2 separate regions of the Homo sapiens genome follow, and region 2 is linked to region 1. The links are chromatin loops, found by intact Hi-C in ENCODE. Cell type or tissue: chondrocyte. All regions are shown on one strand.

Region 1 (8,000 bases):
GTGCACAAGCATTACTGAACCAGACTACACACAATACTTCGTCGGCAATCGATTTTTTCTTAAAGGATTTTACTGCATGACTTATATCTCCATAAAAACTGACTTAAAATCCAGCCCCCTAAATAAGATGCAACTCCACTCTAATCTGGGTATAAATAGTTTTGGCCATGAATCTGGATGAGAATCCTCCCTGAAGAATTTGGTTAAAATATGTTCCAGATCAATTGCAGCAGTTCTACTTGGAGTCCATGAGTGGACTTAACAGAATCTGCCAGTCCTCTGAAACTGTGTAGTATTCTGTGTATATGTGCTATATCTTTTTCTATGGGAAGAGGGTCCACAGCTTTCATCAGGTTTTCAAAAGTACCCATATTCCTCAAAAAACGGACCCACTGGTCCAGAAAAAAAATGGTGCTTATGATTTTTATGAGATAATGATTATCAAGCAATGTTACACAGGACATGAGTTCCTCTAAAGTTTAATACTTGAGTGCTGTGGCCGGGCGCAGTGTCTCACACCTGTAATCTCAGCACTTCGGGAGCCCGAGGCAGGTGGATCACGAGGTCAACAGATCAAGACCATCCTGGCGCCAACATGGTAAAACCTCATCTCTACTAAAAATACAAAAATTAGCTGGGCGTGGTGGCATGTGCCTGTAGTTTCAGCTACTCAGGAGGCTGAGGCAGGAGAATCGCTTGAACCTGGGAGGTGGAGGTTGTTGTGAGATCATGCCACTGTACTCCAGCCTGGCGACAGCACAAGACTCTGTCTCAAAAAAAAAAAAAAAAAAAAAATTGGCTGTGTCAAATATTTCTAGTATTTATTTTTTTAAGACAATAGAAAAAGAATTGCTTTTAGAATGGTGTTTTTTTTTTTTTTTTGAGACAGAGTCTTGCTCTGTAGCCAGGCTGGAGTGCACTGGCGTGATGTCAGCTCACTGCAACCTCTGCCTCCCAGGTTCAAGAGATTCTCCTGCCTCAGCCTCCCGAGTAGCTGGGACTACAGGCCCACGCCACCATGCCCAGCTAAATTTTGTATTTTTAGTAGAGATGGGCTTTCACCACATTGGCCAGGATTGTCTGGATCTCTTGACCTTGTGATCCGCCCGCTTTGGCCTCCCAAAGTGCTGGGATTACAGGTGTGAGCCAGCCGCTTTTTTTTTTTTTTTTTAATCTTACCTATAGACTTGCATGATTCAAGATAAAATGCTTTTTAAAGGAGAAAAGGTACAGAAAATAATTTTAAATTCTGCCGGAAAGACTGGTATAATGTTCTAAAGTCACTCACTGGCCATAACCTATCTTTGCTCCTTAATTTCTCATTAATCCTAACATCACCCTTAGACACAGCCTGGTATCTCCAACGACACTCCTCTTAAATAAGCCTTGCCTAGACCTGCTTCTCAGCATCAACTGTTCTTTCTACCTACAATGCCCTCCTCTCCCATCCAAAGGATCTCTCTTTTAAGACCTAAATTGAGTTCTTCCAGTAAACTTTCCACAACAGTCACAGCCCATTGTTTTCTCTCCTCTCAACTGCCAATTTACTATCTGTACATCTCATTATTTGGTAGTGATCATATACTTGCCAACTAAACCTGAAGAACCCTGTCTTAGCCACTTCCCAACCCAATGCCCAGAAGAGTGCTTTCTAGAGTAGGTTCTCAAATATTAGGCAGTATAGCAGACATGAAGAATATACCTTAAGTCTTTCTCTTTCTATGTCTGGTTTGAGGAGCTTTCTCAGGAACCGGTTTTCCGGTGACTTTCTTTTTTCCCGTCCAGTCTTTGGACAAAGTATGGAGTTACAAACTTGAACTGTACTTTTATACTTAAACAAGGGCACATTCATTAAACTCTCTAAATTCTGAAATGGCCCAAAGTTTTCTCTGTGCTCTACGATATTGATGGACCTTCTTCCACGAAGCAATCGGAAAGCTTCAAGTTCTTTAGTAGATGCTGTATTCAACACATGCAAGATGGAAGCCTGCTGTTCTGAAGAGAAGAGCTTGTCAAGTGCATTTTCGGGCTCCTTTGCATTTTCATCACAAAAAGTAACATTGGGAGTAATTTTCTTAGGTGTAGTGGATTTTTTCCGACAGCAGAAATTATGTAAGGCCCAGTACAGGGATGACCTCGACGGGGTCAGAAAGCATCTCCACCTCTCTAAAAGGAAAATTTAGCAAAATATAAGTTGGATGTCCTACTTCCTTTGGGGTTAGTTGCAAGCTTGACTAGATCCTTTGCAAAGTCACAAATACTTTCCTGGAATTTAAGAACTAATAGAGGACAATATTAAATTGTCTTGGAGAATCATCTTTTTTTTTTTTTTTTGAGACGGAGTCTTGCTCTGTTGCCCAGGCTGGAGTGCAGTGGCCGATCTCGGCTCACTGCAAGCTCCGCCTCCCAGGTTCACGCCATTCTCCTGCCTCAGCCTCCCAGGTGGCTGGGACTACAGGCGCCTGCCACCACGCCCGGCTAATTTTTTGTATATTTAGTAGAGACGGGGTTTCACAGTGTTAGCCAGGATGGTCTCCATCTCCTGACCTCGTGATCCGCCCACCTCAGCCTCCCAAAGTGCTGGGATTACAGGCGTGAGCCACTGTGCCCGGCCCGAGAATCATCTTTAAAAGAGGATTAGTTTTTAAACTATATTATATAGAGTTTTAAATAGAGCTTTTGTTGTTTTCAAGTCACGAGAGATGTCTCCCGATATTTATGGATCAGTCCGAAGTTTTACTACCTAGAAAATTGTATTTTATACCCATCAGGAAGCAAGTAGTTGAAATAATTATTCCAACTGCTTAAAGTTTCTGATATTTTTAATTTAGAGGAATCTTTTTGTAACTAATATTTCCTGTTAAGGTTTGTCTTAGGCCGGGCGCGGTGACTCACGCTTATAATCCCAGCACTTTGGGAGGCCGAGGTGGGCGGATCACCTGAGGTCGGGAGTTCGAGACCAGCCTGACCAACATGGAGAAACCCTGTCTCTACTAATAATACAAAATTAGCCGGGCGTGGTGGCACATGCCTGTAATCCCAGCTACTCGGGAGGCTGAGGCAGGAGAATCGCTTGAGCCCGGAAGGCGGAGGTTGCGGTGAGCCGAGATCGCACCATTGCACTCCAGTCTCGGCAACAAGAGCGAAACTCCGTCTCAAAAAAAAAAAAAAAAGGGTTTTGTCTTCACTTCCATTTTCACATTTTAGTATCTCATCTGGTGGAACTAAATAAAATTAAATTTTGTACGTTTATAAGAAATGTTTCAGCTAAGTGATAGATTTAAGGGCAGTTTTACTTTCTTCCGTACACTTTTCAAGACTTCTACATGACGTTTTTGCAAGTATGAGAAACACCATACAATGCATAACTTTGTAAAACCAGTGGGAAGTCACTCTAACATCGCAGCCACAGGAAAGTAATGTGGCCAGAGGTAAGCAAGCGGCTGTGAGAATGTGAACCATCCGCCCACTCTGAGGAGCCACCCGTGGACCCTGAGGCCGGGGAAGCACAAATGTTCCGAAAACTGCCCCGTCAGCTAGGCTGGGGCCCCAAGAGAGGGGCCTGAACAAGGGACATGAGGAAGGAAACACTCTAGGACATGAGGGACATGAGGAAGGAAACACTCCAGGTTCCTCCAGAATACCTCCAGCCGTATTCCATTAGCCTCTAGGGTCAGAGGCTAATGACAGACGGGAAATCACCCCAGTGTTCCAAGCACCCTACCTCCCGCCGTATTCCATTAGCCTCTAGGGTCAGAGGCTAATGACAGACGGGAAATCACCCCAGTGTTCCAAGCACCCTACCTCCCGCCGTGAAGAGGACAGACCCGCTCATCTCCAAGTTGAATCAGTAGGTCCAGTCTTCCTCCATTGACTTCCGGTTCCTGCGTGCTGCGCCCAAAAGCGCTCGGCCTGCACTCGGCGGAAAGGTTGTTGTCCAAGCGGCGTTCCGGGGCAAGGCCCGAGGTGTGTCCCGCTGAGCAGTGGGTCGTCCGCGTCTGGGCTGCGGGCTTCCAGGCGGGCGCCTGCCGAGGCCCTGTCCCCGGATCCCGAGTCCCTGGCTGGCCCGCAGTCTTCTTCCACTGCACCGGGGAAACGTTCTTGCCCCTACCGACTCCTGAGAGCCGCTGGGCCGAATCTCCAGGAAGGCGATTCCGAGGCCAGTTTTAGTCTGTAGTGGGTAAAGTGCCTCCTTCGTGGAGACTCCCTGGGTTTCTCCTAGACACTTAGATTGAGGAGCTCCTGTTGGGGCCCAGCCTGTGGCGCCGGGAGCGGGATCAGGTAGGGGCAGCGTAGACAAGGTCCTCAAATAACCTTTTCACCAGGTAGACTGGAATAACGGGGAGAGATGCGAAGTGTTTGAGGAGCTCAGCGGGGAAACAGGGCAGGCAAGGGATTAGGTAAAGGCGAGGGAGGAGGAGATTGCGTTGGCGCTGGAGCGGTATTCCTCTTAGAAGGGATAAAGGGAGATGAATGTAGCGCCGAATTTAGTTGGTCCTTGAATAATGGGTGGAGCAGTTGAATACTCCACCAGATAGGAAGCCTGAAGTCCCCGAGGTTTATGATTTGCAGTCAGACTGGAGAGTGTTCCTAGAAAATTGGCCATATACTGTATAGCGAATGTGAGGCTGGATTGCAGGTGAAGAGCCTGGGAGCAATGAGAAGTCGCGAAGAGAGTGTATCTTCCCAGGTGAGAGGCAAGCGTAAGGAATTTTTTTTTTAACAGTCTTGCTCTGTCGCCCAGGTTGGAGTGCAGTGGTGCGATCTGGACTCACTGCAAACTCCGCCTCCCGATTTCAAGTGATTCTCGTGCCTCAGCCTCCCGAGTAGCTGAGATTACAGGCGAGCGCCACTACGCCCGGCTAATTTTTGTATTTTTAGTAGAGACAGGTGTCACCATGTTGGCCAGGCTGGTCTCGAACTCCTGACCTCAGGTGATCCGCCCGACTCGGCCTCCCAAAGTGCTGGGATTACAGGCGTGGGCCACTGCGCCTGGCCAACCGTAAGGAATTGAACCTAGGAGATGTAAGGAGAGTGGAAAGAAAAGAATTATTTCTGGAAGATGGGGAGCCAGTTTTGTGAAAAACGGGGAATTCAGGAGGGAGGGAAAGGTGATGAGTTTGCGTTTTTATGAGGCAGCAATGGGTTGATTGTTTGTGTCTGGAAGGCAGTGGGGATGTAGGGGAATCATAAGTATTAATAAAATGTGCTGGTCGGGAGCAGTGGCTCCCAAAGTGTAATTCCAGCACTTTGGGAGGCCGAGACGGGCGGATCGCTTGAGCTCTTGAGTTCCAGACCACCCTGGGCAACATGGCGAAACCCCGTCTCTACGAAAAAATTAGCCGGGTGTGGTGGAGCACGCCTGTTATCCCAGCTACTCAGGAGGCTGAGGTGGGAGAATCACCTGAGCCCGGGAGGTAGAGGTTGCAGTGAGTGGAGATCGTGTCACCACACTCCAGCGTGGGGGACAGAGCCAGACCTTGTCTCAAAAAAAGAAAAAAAATTGCTCATAGGAAGTCTAGAAACCTTGGCAGTTTCTGGGGAACTTAGGAATCTAACAAGAAATAACATCAACTTTTTTCTGCAAAATCCTCCAAATCAGGAGGAAATAATTTCCTCAACTGTAGGGCTTATTCAGTTTACTGAGATGTTATGATTGAATTGCATCCCTCAAAACAGATTTGTTGAAGTCCTAACCCCCAGTACCTTATTATTTCCAAATAAGGTCATTGTAGATGTAACTAATTAAAATGAGGACAGGAAGGCCGGCACGGTGGCTCACGCCTGTAATCCCAGCGCTTTGGGAGGCCGAGGAGGGGGGATTACGAGGTCAGGAGATCGAGACCATCCTGGATAACACGGTGAAACCCCGTCTCTACTAAAAAATACAAAAAATTAGCCGGGCGTGGTGGCGGGCGCCTGTAGTCCCAGCTACTCAGGAGGCTGAGGTAGGAGAATGGCGTGAACCCGGGAGGCAGAGCTTGCAGCGAGCTGAGATGGCACCACTGCACTCCAGCCTGGGCGACAGAGCGAGACTCTGTCTCAAAAAAATAAGTAAATAAATAAAATAAAATGAGGACACGCTGGACTGGGGCAGGGACTAATCCAACATGGCTGCTGTTCTTATGAGAAGATGACTCTGTGAATGCCATGTGAAGATGGAAGCGGAGATTGGAATGATGCTTTCTACAAACCCAGAAAGGCCAAGGGTTGCCAATAGTCACTAGAAACTAGGAGAGAGGCATGGGCCAGAGTCCCCTTAGAGCCCTTTGAAGGAACAAGCCCGGATAACACCTTGATTTTGGGCTTCCAGCCTCCTGAACTGGAGAGAATAAATGACCAGTTTGTGGTCATTTGTTACAGCAGCCCTAAGAAACTAATACAAGAGGCCATAAGGATTCCTGGTGTTGCTTTCAGAGATGGTCTGGTTCGCTAGCAAGACACAGTTTATCACTTAGTAACTGCATCACCATAGTCAGTTTCTTATCCTCTCTGAACCTCACCTTCCTCATTTGTAAAACGGAGTTAATGGTACCTACCTCACAGGGCTGCTTGGAGGATGCATGAGAAACTGGATGCAAAGAACCCAGCATAAGATAAGAGTTCAATCAATGTGGTTTTGCCCAGTAAAGCATCCCCCCTCTTCCTGAGAAATGATTATGAATGACCTATAGGGGAATCACCCTCCTTCCTGAAAGCATTTATTCAGAAATATGCTTTGACCAGAGCCAGAAATACAAAGGAAAGAGATAAGTATTGCCTGATTTACTGTAAACCAGAATTGATGCCTCCAAAATGAAAGTCACCGTCTTCCCCCAAAAACTAGCTCCTTCTCACTTCCCTGTTTTTGTCACCCAGATGCAGGTGTCTCTGGCTCTTTCTACTCCTTCCATCATTATGTCTAGCCTGTTATCTAGTTTCTGTGTTTTTAAAACTTTTGACTGATCCAGGATACATGTGTGATACAAAAGTTTCATTAAAAAAAAAAAAAGGCCAGGTGTGGTGGTTCAACACTTGTAATACCAGCACTTTGGGAGAGCAAGGCAGGCAGATTCATTGAGCCCAGGAGTTTACGACCAGCCTGGGCAACATGGCAAGACCCCATCTTTACCAAAAATACCAAAAAAAATTAGCTGGGCATAGTGGTATGCGCCTGTAGTTCCAGCTACTTGGGAGGCTGAGGTGGGAGAATCCCTTGAGCCTGGGAGGTGGAGGTCGTAGTGAGCAGAGATTGCACCACTGTACTCAAGCCTGGGTGGCAGAGTGAGACCCTGACTAAATGAAAAACAAAAACAACCATTGTATTTTTGCATGTGATACAACCTGATATTTTCTATTTCCTTCTTTTTTTTTTAAGTTAGGAGTGCAAAAGGTTTATTGAAAAAAACAAAAACAAACTAAAATCTGTTTTGAAGCCTGCAGGACATTAGAGGGTGATGTCCAATAGATAGAGATGCACATCTGAAGCTAAGGAGGAGCACTGAGCTGGGGTGTATGTTTGGAGGCCGTCAGCCTGTAGAGATGGTACTTTACTCATGAGAACAGATACGAGGAGCCAGGGAGAGGGGGTAGGCGTGAGAAAAGCACAGTGAGATAAGGAGAGAACTCCTTGGGAGCACCACCATTAGATGTGGTTAGAGGATTCCGATTCCCAAGAAGATTGAGAAACAATGTTCACATTTAAAAGGAAACAGGAGGCTGGGCACTGTGGCTCACGCCTGTAATCCCAGCACTTTGGGAGGCCAAGGCAGGCAGATCACCTGAGGTCAGAAGTTCGAGACCAGCTTGGCCAACATGGTGAAACCCCATCTCTACTGAAAATACAAAAATTAGCCGGGCGTGGTGGTGGGCGCCTGTAATCACAGCTACTTGGGAGGCTGAGGCAGGAGAATGGCCTGAACCTGGAGGCAGAGGTTGCAGTGAGCCGAGATTGCACCACTGCATTCCAGCCTGGGCGATAAGAGAGAGACTCCGTCTCAAAGAAAACCAAAAAACAAAAA
Region 2 (8,000 bases), 470 kb after region 1:
GAATGCTGCCAAAATTCTTAGAAGTGAGAATTATGCTGAGAAACTTAAATGCCAGAACTAGATACTATGATCATTCTGTTTCATACTACCTTGGCTTTTTCAAGATATATTTTGGTGTAAACGTAATGCATTTTAATTGTTTTTTTTTAATGACTTTCCAAGATTTTTGTTAGTTTCTCCTTTGATCCTTACAGTAAAACATCTTTGCTGTGAAGTTGAACTTAGGAATCACAGTCACACCACATTTACCTATGTGTGATTTATACAGTTGGGTCACTAAGTAGGAAGAAAACATACATTCCAAAAACAAGAATTTAGATGAAAAATGAATTTGAGAAAAGAAGTAGAATATCAACTTTTGACATAGTGTTGAAGCTTTTGGTTATGAGGGATGGGGCTGACAAGTCACTCGTACTTTTACATTTTTAATTAATGTGCTCATTAGGAAAAAAATTGGAAAATTCAGAAAAATAAAAGGAAAAAGTTACCCACAATCCTATCATTCTAAGATAGATAACCACTGTTTATTAACATTTTGGTGCATTTCCTTCCAGTTTCTTTTTTTTATATACTTGAGGTCATAGTATGTGAACAACTTTATAGCTTGTTTTGTACCCTCAACATTTAACAGGAGATAAATAAGGCCTTTAAAATTATTTGAGGTTTGACGGTTATTTGCTTCACAAAACAGAAAGTGGAATGTTCTTAGCACTTTTTTGAAGATACCTTCACCCTAGTGACTTCATCTACATTACTACAATTTATGTAATTGTAATTCTCAGGAATAACACTGTGCCCAAACAGAAGCATTGCCACCCATGTCATGACTGTTTTCCCCTCAGAGTAGGCCATGGTCTAGTAGTAGCAAGACACACAAGAACGAGCCCCAGGGTAGCAGATTGCTGGCAGAGAGTCACAGGGCCTTCCTAGTGGTCATCCATGCTTCATGCCCCTCCTGCATGCGGGCCAGCTCCAAGTTGTTTCAAACCTTTGTCTTTTTAAGGTCCTAGTTTTGCCTGAATCTTATTTTCTATTAAAGAAACAACTCAGAATTACTGGACTTGAAACTTGTAGGCCAAATGCAAATTTGAGGAAATGGAAGGTCAAATACGCTGACAAATTCATAATTTTAAGTGGAGGATGCCAAAGGGAAAAAAAAAAGTTCTATCTTTTCAACTAAAAATATTATACCACTCTCTGGAGATCAGGGATTGCATGCTTTGGGGCTCTGAATTACAGGTATCTAGCTATCACATTTTAAAATGGAAGTGTTCAGTTCATTCAGTATTAATTGAAAATAATTTTTCAATGTATTGAAAAAATAACTAGATTTTACAGGAAAACAAAAATGAATAATAATGATCTTTACCCTTCTCAGTGCCTTTACTCAGTAGAGGAAGATGGATGTACAAGTTGTAGAATCATAGGCAAGTTAATTTAAAAGCAAGGAAGGAGAAAGTAGTTCTGGCAAGAGACAGAATAATGCATCATGAAGGAAAAGGATATGAGAAAAAAAAATATGGGTTGAATTTTATCTTGTAGAGATACGCAAGACAATTAAAAGAGCCTACACAAACATACATCCCAAAGAAGCTCAAGGCACATTCCAGAGATCATGAGCAGCTTTCTTTCAGTTTTGTTATTTCTTTTGTAAATAGCTCTGGAGAGGATGCAAATAAATATACAGAAGAGAATTTAAATAGACCAGAATTCTGTTACCCAGAGAAAAGTTCCATGAATGTTTCTAGTCATCTTTCTATGCATATGATTAGATTAGATTAGATTAGAACATGACTAGCCTTAAAAAATTTAATAAGGGTTTTAAAAAAGATTTGAATAGAACAGATTTTCAGTGGTGGTTCAGCTATGCTCACCTCCTGGAGAAATGTCGCTGATGTTTTTCCTTGCACTCATATGCCTGATGCAGTGCACATGTTCATAAACAGTCACTGACAAATGCCCATGTTCCTTTGACAGCAGTTCAGATTTTCAAGACAGCAAATCTCTGTTGAGCACGTGTAAACCAGGCCACGTGCTTACAGATGCCTGATACTCTTGAGTCGAATTCAGAGCTGAATCCAAATGAAAGATGAGTGGCTCCTAGAGGGAGGTCATCCCAAGTTCATTTCCTGTTCATGAGCCAACAAATAACTAACTGGGTAGATCTATGTACATTTTCTGTAACATAATGAATACTTCTTGACTTGAAATATTACTTTTTGTCCAAAAATGGAAATTTTTCTATTCTAAGATTTAAAATTTCAATATATAAAGAAGAATAAAGTACAAATTAGCTGAAATCTTGCCATACAGAGGTAAAATATATTTTTTAGTCCTTTGGCTTCTGACAGAGATAAAATATTTTGGCAGATGTTTACCCAGCCCTACGCCCTCTCCCCACAGTGTGTGGGTGTTTTTTTCCTACTCCAAAAATTGTGGTCATCTTTTTGTATCAGTAAATATCAATCAGTAATGTACATTTTGATACAAATTACTAAAACGTTCTGCAGCTGTTTGCTTTCCCGCCAAAATTTATGCCAGCAGTAAGTATAATCAGTCTAATTTTGGGGGTAAATTTTATTGATGTTTAACAGAAAAGTTCACAAATTGCAAGTTTTCAGCTTAGTGAACTTTTAAAATGTAAACACACTTGAAAATCCATCATCTACATCAAGAAACAGAACATTACCAGCATCCCAAGAAGCCATCCTCATGCCCCCTTAAGTCACTACTTCCGCAAGGGTGACCACAGTCCTGTTACCCAATTTGTAATCTTTCCTAATGTGATAGATAAAAATAAAAATCTTATTTTAGTTTCTGGTTACTTTTCTGAAGTTACTGCTTAGATTATTTATAATATTAATTGGGGTGGGGTGCAGTGGCTCATGCTTGTAATCCCAGAACTTTGAGAGGCCAAGATGGAAGGATTGCTTGAGACCAGGAGTTCAAGACCAGCCTTGGCAACATAGTGAGACTCTATCTCTAGACAGAATTTTAAAATTAGCTGGGCATGGTGGCATGCACCTGTAGTCCTAGCTGTTTGGGAGGCTGAGGCGAGAGGATAGCTTGAGCCTGGAAGTTCAAGGTTATAGTGAGCTATGATCACACCACTGCACTGCAGCCTGTGCAACAGGGCAAGACCCTGTCTCTAAATAAATAATCAATCATTGTTAGGCCCAGGTTTTGGAGGTTTAATCTCCTCCTCAAGAGAAATAAATGGCATCTGTTTAAGGTTGCAGAATGTGAAATGACTTGGCATAGCTGAAAAGAAGCAAAGATTCTACAGTATGACCTTTGTGATATATTATTTTCTCAGTAAATAGTTTCTTTGGGATAGGCACTGTGATTAAAAAAATAAAAGCATCTTGAGTTTTCTTTGAAGTGACAAATTTGCTGGAAAGATCAGTACTTTCTGCTGCTGGAGAGTATATTCTGTTTATAAACATGAATGAGGATGTGAATAAGGCTAGAAGATGACCTCTGCTGGAAGTTTCTGGTATGATTTGGAGGAAGGAGCACTAGTCTTCCCTGGTGGCTGCTAGCCTTTCATTTAGTTCAAGCCTGCCAGCCTCTAGCTTTTCCTTGCAACTTGTCTTTTCATTTTTCTTGTGCTATTTTCTGCTATGATAGCAAACTTTGCATAACAAAATGTGAAGTTTTCCATGTGACATTAACTTAGTAAACATTTTAGCAATTGACTATTAAAATGAAATGTGCATAAACAATTTGCCAGGTTGTATCTTATCACAAATATAGTCATGTGCTGCATAACAACATTGCAGTCAACAACAGAACACATATAGACAGTGGTCCCGAAAGATTATAATACTGTATTTTTACTGTACCTTTTCTGTGTTAGATATACAAATAGTTAGCATTGTGTTACAACTACATAAAGTACACAATATGGTAACCTGCTGTACAGGTTTGTTGCCTGGGAGAAACAGGCTATACCATATAGCCTTGGTGTGTAGTAGGCTATGCTATCTAAGTTCATGTAAGTACACTCCACAATATTTGCACAGACAAAATCGCCTAATGATTGTTTCCTAGAATGTGTCCCCGTTGTTAAGCGACACATGACTGCAATGAAATTCAGTCCTGGAAGGAAAAGAAGAAGTAACTGGCTGTTCTCTTTTTCTCCAGGAATCGACAAGGAGAACGTTGAACTCTCCCCTACCACTGGCCACTGTAACAGTGGACGAACTCGCCACGGATCCGCAAGCCAAGTGCAGAAGCAAAGAAGCGCTGGCAGTTTCAAACGTAATAGCATTAAGAAGATCGTGTGAAGCTTGCTTGCTTTCTTTTTTAAAATCAACTTAACATGGGCTCTTCACTAGTGACCCCTTCCCTGTCCTTGCCCTTTCCCCCCATGTTGTAATGCTGCACTTCCTGTTTTATAATGAACCCATCCGGTTTGCCATGTTGCCAGATGATCAACTCTTCGAAGCCTTGCCTAAATTTAATGCTGCCTTTTCTTTAACTTTTTTTCTTCTACTTTTGGCGTGTATCTGGTATATGTAAGTGTTCAGAACAACTGCAAAGAAAGTGGGAGGTCAGGAAACTTTTAACTGAGAAATCTCAATTGTAAGAGAGGATGAATTCTTGAATACTGCTACTACTGGCCAGTGATGAAAGCCATTTGCACAGAGCTCTGCCTTCTGTGGTTTTCCCTTCTTCATCCTACAGAGTAAAGTGTTAGTCCTATTTATACATTTTTCAAGATACAAGTTTATGAGAGAAATAGTATTATAACCCCAGTATGTTTAATCTTTTAGCTGTGGACTTTTTTTTTAACCGTACAAAACTGAAAGAACCATAGAGGTCAAGCCTCAGTGACTTGACACCATAAAGCCACAGACAAGGTACTTGGGGGGGAGGGCAGGGAAATTTCATATTTTATAGTGGATTCTTAAGAAATACTAACACTTGAGTATTAGCAATAATTACAGGAAAATAAGTGCGACCACATATATCTTAACATTACTGAATTAAAACTATGGCTTCTAAGTCCTTATCCAAACTCAGTCATCCAAACTAGTTTATTTTTTTCTCCAGTTGATTATCTTTTAATTTTTAATTTTGCTAAAGGTGGTTTTTTTGTGTTTTGTTTTTTGTAAACCAAAACTATACTAAGTATAGTAATTATATATATATATATATTTTTTCCCCTCCCCCTCTTCTTTCCTAACTAATTCTGAGCAGGGTAATCAGTGAACAAAGTGTTGAAAATTGTTCCCAGAAGGTAATTTTCATAGATGTTTGCATTAGCTCCATAGCAAAATGGAATGGTACGTGACATTTAGGGTAGCTGATATTTTTATTTTGTTAAATAATTTCCAAGAATAGAGTATGGTGTATATTATAAATTTCTTTGATAAGATGTATTTTGAATGTCTTTTAATCTTCCTCCTCCTCTCCAAAAAAATCAGAAACCTCTTTAAGAAAACATGTAGGTTATATATGCTAGAATTGCATTTAATCACTGTGAAAAGACTGGTCAGCCTGCATTAGTATGACAGTAGGGGGGCTGTTAGAATTGCTGCTATACTGGTGGTATGGATTATCATGGCATTGGAATTTTCATAGTAATGCAGATCCAATTTCTTTGTGGTACCTGCAGTTTACAAAATAATTTGACTTCAGTGAGCATATTGGTATCTGGATGTTCCAATTTAGAACTAAACCATATTTATTACAAAAAGATATTAATCCCTCTACTCCCAGGTTCCCTTTATATGTTAAGATATAATGGCTTTGAGGGGGGAAAAAATAAACCTAGGGGAGAGGGGAGTTTCCTGTAGTGCTGTTTCATTAGAGGATTTCAGTAAATTAAATTCCACAGCTAATTCAATAAATAATGGTACATTTAAGTGTTCTGATTTTAATAATATATTTCACATTTATCCACACAGTAACAATGTAATATGTTAATGTAAATAAAATTGGTTTTGATACTCAGAAATAACAAGAATTTAATTTTTTAAATTTGTTTACAGTCCTGGGAAAAGTAAGAATTATTTGCCAAAATAAGAGGAAAGAAAACCTTAGTATTATTAATGAGTTTACCATAGAATTGTTGGAAATACTGAAGACAGGTGCAATTTACTAAACTTTTGTTTTTAAACTATTGTAGAGGCTGCATTAGAAGAAAATGTTTATAATGACAGAGCAACTATGACTATATAAAAAAGCTGAAATTAGAACTGTGTTTAGAAATAGATCAGTAACCCAGTGCCAAGGATGCCAAGCTGCCACCATGGTCTTGGCTCTCCCACAACCCAGTGTTTCTGGGGTAAGTTTCACAGTTTCTAGGCCCTGGAATAGCAGGCAGTGTAAGCCTTTGATAACTTTAGTTCGATGTTTTTCTTGTTTTTGTTTGTTGGTTTGGTGCATATGATAGTGGGTGTTATGCTATTTTGCTCTTCCCATCAAAATAAAGAAACTTCCAGAGGTTTACTGTTAAAAATACTGATATTTCCATAAACGGGTTTACCAAGGGTGTAGTATTTCATACCGCCTGAAATGATCAGCATTGGCACAAATCAAAATTCAGCCGCCTTTGAAATGCAAAAATACCTTTGACTAGTAAGTACATCCTAGGAGTTTGAAAACTTAACTAAGGTTTAAAATTTACCTTGTTTAAAGAACTTCTGACTTTTGAGGAAAATCTAGCTTTCCAAGTAACTAAAATGTACATGAGATAAACCTCTCACCACTATGTGTCCCTTGAGAAATGCAACACTTTTTTAGTCTTCATACTTGTAATCTATAAAAGAAATTCTGAAGTTTAGACCAAGTTGCCCATTTCTGCGTAATTGACATAAGTTCTGTTAAAAATATTATAAGTAATTCGTTTCGGTTTGTAGATGTTTCCCCTGACTTGTTAAAGAGGAAACCAGGAACTCAGTCATGTTTTTGTCCTGGATAATCTACCTGTTATGCCAGTACTCCCATCCGAGGGGCATGCCCTTAGTTGCCCAGATGGAGATGCAGTTCAGTAGATTTGGGGCAAAGTGGCTACAGCTCTGTCTTCCATTCACTCAACACCTGTTCATGACTGAGCCAGGTGCCCAGGACACATCCTAAACAGTCAGCTTCTATCCTGTGTCCTAGTTGGGGAGACAGAGTGCCAGCCAGCAACCCTCCCAGGTTTGTAGGTTTTAGGGGTTTTCAGTTTTGTTTGGGTTTTTTGTTTTTTGTTTTTGTTTCTACATCCTTCCCCGACTCCCAGGCATAATGAGGCATGTCTTACTCAATGTTATGCAATGGATTTAGGCAAAAATTCATTCTTAGTGTCAGCCACACAATTTTTTTTAATGCAGTATATTCACCTGTAAATAGTTTGTGTAAAATTTGACAAAAAAAGTATATTTACTATACTGTAAATATATGTGATGATATATTGTATTATTTTGCTTTTTTGTAAAGCAGTTAGTTGCTGCACATGGATAACAACAAAAATTTGATTATTCTCGTGTTAGTATTGTTAACTTCTTTTTGCGACTGCGTTACATCATTTAAAGAAAATGCTGTGTATTGTAAACTTAAATTGTATATGATAACTTACTGTCCTTTCCATCCGGGCCTAAACTTTGGCAGTTCCTTTGTCTACAACCTTGTTAATACTGTAAACAGTTGTACGCCAGCAGGAAAAATACTGCCCAACAGACAAAATCGATCATTGTAGGGGAAAATCATAGAAATCCATTTCAGATCTTTATTGTTCCTCACCCCATTTTCCTCCTTGTGTATGTACTTCCCCCACCCCCCTTTTTTTAAGTAAAATGTAAATTCAATCTGCTCTAAGATATGAGGAGTTATTTAATTTCTTCAGATGTATCGAGCTCTGTTTTCTTCCCCCCGAGTCCTCCCAATCTTTTGAAACATTAAGGCCATTTTCCTTAAGGATGTTTTTGGCTCTCCTACTCCCCGTGAGAAAGATCTTTCCATTTCCAGAACTTCTCCACACTAAAAGTGAAATATTTTTGTGAAATGCT

Evidence for each region. A loop is a pair of places that touch in the nucleus more often than their neighbours do. Peaks named below come from ENCODE experiments on the same cell type or tissue, not always from the same donor. Only the 100,000 strongest peaks of a DNase experiment are listed, where the experiment ranks them.
Region 2: a loop joins it to region 1, with 2.6 times the contacts of the local background. A loop is called at or near these places in 3 of 110 quality-filtered maps.

Annotation. Positions count from the first base shown.
Region 1 is chr17:30,902,364-30,910,363 of GRCh38, forward strand. It overlaps TEFM (transcription elongation factor, mitochondrial), which reads right to left and starts at 3,875. Exons shown (of 4, transcript NM_024683.4): 1 at 3,805-3,875; 2 at 1,703-2,166. The coding sequence starts at 3,835. RefSeq lists enhancers at 4,365-4,634, 4,613-5,413. In chondrocyte, a CTCF peak has its summit at 4,190; a DNase peak (open chromatin) is centred at 3,948.
Region 2 is chr17:31,369,867-31,377,866 of GRCh38, forward strand. NF1 (neurofibromin 1) reads left to right here. Exons shown (of 58, transcript NM_001042492.3): 58 at 4,147-7,809. The coding sequence ends at 4,289. Among named protein-coding and RNA genes, the nearest start is that of RAB11FIP4, 18 kb to the right of the region's middle. RefSeq lists a silencer at 1,845-2,139. In chondrocyte, CTCF peaks have their summits at 3,475 and 3,678; no DNase peak of the experiment used is centred here.